Regions from separate parts of the Homo sapiens genome. Here region 2 is linked to region 1. A link is a contact called in ENCODE Hi-C or POLR2A ChIA-PET data. All regions are on one chromosome and are shown on one strand. Each heading gives the region's core, a stretch centred on a gene start or an enhancer-like site at or near the end of the contact. The rest is flanking DNA. Distances are from core to core; before and after follow the strand shown.

Region 1 (3,734 bases), core at 790-3,289:
ACATTCTTAAAATGTTTATTGGGGTCAGGTGCAATGGCTCGCACCTGCAATCCCAGCGCTTTGGGAGGCCAAGGCAGGAGGACTGCTTGAGGCCAGGAGTTCAAGACCAGCCTGTACAACAAGGTGAGACCCCATCTCTACAAAAAAAAAAATATGTATATATATATTCAATATATATATTCATTTATTTTTGAAACAGAGTCTTGCTCTGTCACCCAGGCTGGAGTGCAATGGCACGATCTTGGCTCACTGCAACCTCCACCTCCCGGGTTGAAACAATTCTCCTGCCTCGGCCTCCCAAGCAGATGGATTACAGGTGCCCACCACTATGCCCGGTTAATTTTTGTATTTTTAGTAGAGACAGGGTTTCACCATGTTGGCCAGGCTGGTCTCGAACTCCTGACCTCAGGTGATCTGCTCGCTTCAGCCTCCCAGAGTGCTGGGATTACAGATGTGAGCCATCATGCCCGGCCTGCAAAATATTTAAAAAATTAGTCTGGCGTGGTGGCATGCACCTGTAGTCCTACCTACCTGGGAGGCTGAGGCCAGAAGATCGCTTGAGCCTGGGAGGTCAAGTTTGCCCTGAGTTATGATCTTGCTGCTGCACTCCAGCCTGGGCAACAGAGTGAGACTCTGTCTCAAAAAAAAAAAAAAAAAAAGAAACAGTTTTTTGGCTGTTGGCAATTTTTATGTGAGTTGCTTGTACCTGTCCTATAGGAATTTGATATTTACTCTCTCTCAGAAAGAAAACCCTGCAAGACAGTCCTCTAAGTCTGTTGCTTCTCCTGCATTTTCCTATTAGCAGCACTATCTGTGTAGTTGCCCAGGATAAAGACCTCAGTTTTGGTTTTCACTGCTCTCAACTTCTACTTCCACTCCAAAACTCAGCCTGGTTCATTTCATTTCTGAGATGTTTCTCAAGTAGGTTCTCTTTTCCATGTCCTCAACCCCTGCTCTAGTTCAGGCCCTTCTCTTGTTTTAATTAAGAGGTTCATGGGGATGAAGACCCGAGGCCAGAGTTTGAGTCTCCCCAAGTCCCATAAAGGTACTTATTATTTCCCTTGCTGGACTCTTATTCATCTTTGAATCTGTAGTGCCTGATGCATGATCAAGTACACATAATAGGTCCTTGATAAACAAAGGATGAAATTGTTTTTCTCATCTCCTCTCTCTCTTCAATGAATCCTCTATGTTGTTATAATTATCTAACACACAAATATGATTATGTGATTTTCCTTTTAAGAACTGCTGTGGCTGGGCTTGATGGCTCACATCTGTAATTCCAGTACTTTGGGAGGCCAGGGCGGGAGGATTGCTTGAGCCCAGGAGTTCAAGACCAGCCTGGGCAACAGCACGAGACCCTGACTCCAGCTTAAAAAAAAAAAAAAAAAAAAGAAGAATTGTTGCTAGTGTCTCACTGCCTACAGCAGGGTTTCTCAATTTCAGTACTACTATTTGGCCCAGGTAATTCCTTGGTGGGGGAGGCCGTCCTGTGCATTACAGGATGTTCAGCAGCATCCTTTGCTTCAACCCATGGATGTCAGTAGCACTTCCCTCCCTCCTCCCCTTGGTGAAGACAACCAAATATGTCTCTAGACTTTGACAAATGTTCCCTGGAAGGCAAAATTGCCGCTGGTTGAGAACCACTGACCTACGAGAAAAAGTCAAAACTTAGTTATCATGTCATTCACGACCTGGTCCTAGGCCACCTTTCCCGTCTCATTTCTTGCCTCTCCTGTACCTTCGTGAACGTGCCATGTACCTTAGCGCTGTGTCTTTTCATGTCCTGTGCTCTCGGCACTTCCTTGATTAGGTGGACCAACTGCTACAACCCATAGACAAACGGGTGTTGGCTCAGACACAACTGGTTTGTTTTTGCTCACCTAACAGCGCTCTTTGGTTGAACGCGCTAATGAAACGGACCCCTTCCTACTCTTTCAGCAGTTAAGCGGGCCCGAGACTCTACCAACTTCAAAAACTGTTTCCAAGATGGCCCTGGGGATCATCTCCATTTTACCTAATGAAAGGAGAAAGGACATTGAGAAGAGCATGAAGAAGAATGTTATGGCCAGGATTGAAAAAGCTACACATCCCTTGCCGTCTCATTCTAATTGGTTAGAACTCAGTCATATGACCACACTTAACGGCAAAAACGGATGGAAAACGGTTTAACTGCGTGCTTAGAAGGAGAGCAGAGGTTTTCCTAATCAGCTAGCACTCTCTTCCACAACCTACTTATTAGTTCAGCAAAATTATGGTTATTCTTTCAAGCCCAGCTTACATGTCACTCCTAGGATTATAAATTCGAATGTCCCCATGATATACTATTTTACGTTCTTTGCTTTTTCTAGTGCATATTACGGTATGATTAGTTATGGCATAAAAATCATTTTTTCCTCATCAATTTCTGGGACAGTTCCTGGTAGGTGGTGGGTATATATTTGTGAGAAAAAACAATGAGTAGTATTTAATTATATATTTAATATCATCTCATGAAAATGCCTCAAGGACACACTGAATTTTATTGTCGTTGTTGTTGCTCTTCTAGACTCTGGTCTACGCACCTGCACTAATACAAAAGTGAGCCAGAATTATTTGCAATTTCTGGCAGGACTCTAGCATCATCTGAGGCCTAGGAGAAAAAGGATGAAGTTCCTTTTAGAGACCTGCTTTCCCAGTCTCCCCAAGCCTCAGGCATCTGCCCTACAGGCTATCCACAGATTTGTTTTCCACCGGCTTTCCACACCCTCCACTTCCCCTCCCAGCACAGTTCCCTGTGGGCTCAGTGACTTAATCCTCCCACAGAAGATCTGCATTTAAAAGGGAGTGGGCTGGGCGCGGTGGCTCATGCCTGTAATCCCAACACTTTGGGAGGCTGAGGTGGGTGGATACTGAGGTCAGGAGTTCGAGACCAGCCTGGCCAATACGGCGAAACCCCATTTCTACTAAACATACAAAAATTAGCCGGGCGTGGTGACGGGTACTTATAGTCCCAGCTACTCGGGAGGCTGAGGCAGAAGAATCGCTTGAACCCGGGAGGCGGAGGTTGCATCGAGCCAAGATCGCGCCACTGCGCTCCAGCCTGGGTGACAGAGTGCGACTCCGTATCAAAAAAAAAAAAAAAAAAAAAAAAAAAAAAAGGTAGATGAGTGAGGAATCACTGGCTAGTTAGTTATATTGGGAAAGACCTAGGGGTCCTGATTTTAAAAAGGGCTAAAATGTTGCAGTTGTTTTTTCAAAAATCTACATTTGCAGGGTCTGATGTGGTGACTCATGCGTATAATCTGAACACTTTGTGGGGCTGACGTGGGCGGATGGCTTGAGTCCAGTGGGCGGATGGCTTGAGTCCAGGAGATGAAGTTTGCAGTGAGCTGTGATGGTGTCACTGCACTCCAGCCTGGGTGACAGAGTGAGACCTTGTCTCAAAATAAAAATAAATAAATAAATAAATAAATAAATAAAACCCTACATTTGCACTTTAGCATTTCCCTAGGAAACAAAAGTAATAATTAGATAGAAAAAAAGTCTGCCATGTAAAAATTCTGTAAAATTTGTAAAAAAAAAAATGGGGCTGGGTGCCATGGATTATAGCTGTAATCCCAGCACTTTTGGAGGCTGAGATCGGAGGATCAGTTGAAGCCAGGAGTTCAAGACCTGCCTGAGCAATATAGTGTGACCTTCATCACTACAATAAAAAGAAAAAAAAAAAAAAATCAGTCAGGCATGGTGGGATA
Region 2 (3,734 bases), core at 858-3,357, 61 kb before region 1:
TTTACTAGAGACAGGGTTTTGCCATGTTGGCCAGGCTAGTCTCGAACTCTTGACCTCAGGTGATCCGCCCACCTCGGCCTCCCAAAGTGCTGGGATTACAGGCATGAGCCACTGAGCCTGGCCTGATCTATTACTAAAGTAGAGAAAAAAAGATTTGCTGATAGATTGGATGTGGGCATGAGAGGAAAAAAAAGTGGAGGGAAGTTGGGTGTGCTGTCCCATTAAGTGGGGGACCCAAGAGAGCCATTCTCCTGACAAAATGAGTTTCTGCTGGCGAGCCCAGGGGACAGCAGTATGGTGCCCAGGAATAAGACAGGACCCACCTTTCTTACTACAGACTTCTTTCTAGGGAGCTAAGACAGGGTGGGTCCCCAGCTCTACAACTATTCTATCTATCTGTCTGTCTATCTATCATCTATCTATCTATCTATCTATCTATCTATCTATCTATCTATCTATCTATCTATCTAATCTATCATTTATATCTATTATCTATCTATCTATCTATCTATCTATCTATCTATCTATCATCTCATAAGTTAATTTTTGAGTATGTAATCCATTCACACCCAACAGGTATGGAAAAGAAGGGTATTTTTTCCTATGATTAGCTCTTTGATATACTTACTATTTTTATAATTCTTTCTTTCAAATTTATTTCTGCTTTTATTTGCTGTTTATTCTGCCTGCTTTTTCCTATGATTAGCTCTGTTATATACTTATTAGTTTTATAATTCTTTCTTTCAAATTTATTTCTGCTTTTATTTACTGTTTCTTCTGCCTGCTTTTTCCTGATTTAGATGCTTTATTTATTTCAATTCTTCTTGTATGCATTTAAGGCTACACATTTCCCTCGTAGCACTGCTTTGGATGTCCTTTGTGCATATCATATGGCTTCATTAGCTCTTTAGAATCATTCACAAAGCCTCTTCTCAAGGCATGAGCCTGTCACCAGGCTAAATCAGGACAGATTTAAGTCATGAACCAGGGTCAATGCTCATCTTGTTCCTCAGCCCTTACCTAGGGAGTTACCTGTGTGCTTCTCCTTCTGCCCTCAGGGAGAATTCTCTCTCAGGGACCTCATTGTCCTGTTAAGCCCATCAGATATATTTAAATGATTTTGAATAGCAAGGGGAAAAGATCTCTTTCTCTGCAAGAGTCTTCCTGTTCCTATGTAAATTCCTGGGGCAAATAGGTGAGTGGGCAGAAGAATTCTGTCCAACTCCACTCACAGCACTCATAGTCCAAATCCCAGTAGGTTGGGGTAGTGGCTGTTGAAGAACCCCACCTCACCCCTAGAGCTGCTGCCCATGTATCCTCTTGCACCTACATTATTTCATTTAAGCTTCATGATGATTTTGCAAGGTAGTAATTTCAATCCCCATTTTCACAGACAGATACAGGTGCTTAAGAAGATAAAACAACTTACATGTGTTTACACAGCAAGTGCCAGAAATGGGATTCAAACTCAGGCCTGCTTTCAAATATGGACCTCTTCCACTCTACCAGGATGCCGTCCCAAATTTTTTTTTTTTTTTTTGGTTTTGAGACGGAGTTTCACTCTTGTTGCCCAGGCTGGAGTGGTTTGATCTTGGCTCAGTGCAACCTCTGCCTCTCGGTTTCAAGCGATTCTCCTGCCTTAGCCTCCTGAGTAGCTGGGACTACAGGTGTGCATCACCACCCCTGGCTAATTTTTGTATTTTTAATAGAGACGGGGTTTCACCATGTTGACCAGGCTGGTATTGAACTCCTGACCTCAGGAGATCTGCCTGCCTTGGCCTCCCAAAGTGCTGGGATTACAGGCGTGAGCCACCGCACCCAGCCAACCTTCCCAAAAGTTTTAATACTCATGCTTCAGTTATGCAATTGTGTCAGGAAGTGATGCATCCTTTCTAAATTATGTTTTGAGATAATCAAAGCTTAGCCTTTTAAGCACCAACATTTTGTAAACTTTTGTAGACAAAAATATTCGTAGAATGTGTTACATATTTTTCACTTTCTTAAACAGAGCATGCTGGACAGATTTTAAACTTTGCTTGATGATTCATGTCATGTTTAAGAGCATCAATTATTATGTAATGCCATATTATAGGGAGTTTAAGTATCTTGCCCAAGGCTAGACAGCTGTTAAATGGGGAAACTGTTCAAATGCAGGCAGTCTGGCTACAGAGCCCATGTTCTTAGCAACTATGCTATCATGCCTCACCAAGTGCTCAAAAGAATTAGAGATCGCTGTGGGCTGGAGATGAGTCGTCCCAATAGTATTGGTTGCTCTGGCAAAGAGCAGGGAGGCAGAATCTGAAGCCATCCAGCAAACTTAGCAGGGGTGGAGATCAGGGTCCACTTTGCTGACATTTCAGAATAGAGAAATGCCATGTCATAGCAAAAGTCCAGGAAGAACCAGATCAGAGATAGAGGGGTGAAACAAAAAGTGGATATTGGCCAAGTGTGACTCATGCCTCTAATCCCAGTGCTTTGGGAGGCTGAACTGGGAGGATTGCTTGAAGCCAGGAGTTCGAGACCAGCCTGGGCAACATGATGAGACCCTGTCTCTATAAACAATTTTTACAAAGAAAATATTAGCCAGGCATGCTGGCATGCACCTGTTGTCCCAACTACTCAGGATCCTGAGGCAGGAGGATCGCTTGAGCCCAGGAGTTTGAGGCTGTAGGAAGCCATGATTGTGCCACTGCACTCCAACCTGTGTGACAGAGTGAGACCCTGTCTCTAAAACAAAACAAAACAAAACAAACAGACAAACAAACAAAACCCAAAACATGACTATCAAGGAATCTATGCATAAGAACCTGAGATGAAAATCACATGTTAGAGTTTCTTGTGGGAGGAGGAGTGCTGATAAATGGCACCTGTTTTTCCTGCTCAAGTTCTGAAAAACCTGACAGGTCCAGAGTAGCAGATGGGCCACAGTTCTCCTTTATTTTTGTTCAAGGTTAAATTGGAAGCCATAGCTCACTGCAAGAACCAAATGGACCTGTGAAGTAATTCCAAAATTCAACATACTTACCCCACACTCATGTAGGCACTGGACCAGGTAAAACTTACAGCATGGAGAAACAGAGGACTCTTGGTGCTTGCAGTTAAGTTCACTTCCAAGAGGGAAAAGGGTGTAGCTGATCCAAGAATGCCTATGACCATAAGAAGTACATTGCCCGATGTGCAGCAAGTCAGTATACCAACACTGAGGGTTGCAGCAGAGAAAGAGGTTTAATCGTAAGGCCGCTGAACAAGGAGACAGGAGGAAACCTCAAATCCACCTCCCCAAGGAGTTTGGGGCTAGGAATATACATAAATGCAAGTATAGGACTTGCATTTATATATATTTCTATATTCCTATATTTGCATATATGTATAATATATATATTATATATATAAAAATGGAAGTTAGGACTCTCTCTCTCTCTCTCCGTAGGTCTTGCCTTCCTCCCACCTCAGTCTCCCGAGTAGCTGGGACTACAGGTGTGTACCACCATGTCTGGCTAATTTTTTATTTTTTGTAGAGATAGGGGTCTCACTATGCTGGCGTGGCTGGGGGGCCAGGGATTTTAATGGGTTTAGAGTGGATTGAGCTGTAGGGATTTTTCATGGGTTGAAGAGTGCAGGGTGAAGTCATAGGATGGGGTGATGAAGAAGCTATTTTCATGCGGACTCGGTTCCTCTGTGGGGTCTTCAAACTGGTTTGTGTCAGCCGTTTCACTAGAATGCAGGGTCTGAAA

The links. Hi-C counts contacts between places; a loop is a spot of excess contacts on that map. ChIA-PET counts read pairs that join two places held with the same protein, here RNA polymerase II (POLR2A). Pooled maps may share reads with other maps.
Region 2: a map of aorta shows a loop between it and region 1 (2.9-fold over the local background). The contact joins the enhancer-like site here to the promoter of LINC00837 in region 1. A Hi-C loop is called at or near these places in 3 of 168 maps with a recorded cell type or tissue (HepG2, aorta and dorsolateral prefrontal cortex) and 1 of 50 pooled maps. POLR2A ChIA-PET finds 5 or more read pairs at or near these places in 4 of 52 experiments (HEK293T, K562, activated CD4-positive, alpha-beta T cell and 1 more).

Annotation. Positions count from the first base shown.
Region 1 is chr10:28,794,011-28,797,744 of GRCh38, forward strand. LINC00837 (long intergenic non-protein coding RNA 837) reads right to left here and starts at 2,040. Exons shown (of 2, transcript NR_038376.1): 1 at 1,884-2,040. All of the region lies in intron 2 of LINC01517 (long intergenic non-protein coding RNA 1517), which reads left to right.
Region 2 is chr10:28,732,949-28,736,682 of GRCh38, forward strand. No RefSeq gene overlaps it. Among named protein-coding and RNA genes, the nearest start is that of LINC01517, 8.8 kb to the right of the region's middle. Within about 2 kb of position 2,108, at least 3 of the 41 ENCODE cell types and tissues checked have a DNase peak (open chromatin) inside an H3K27ac peak, as active enhancers do.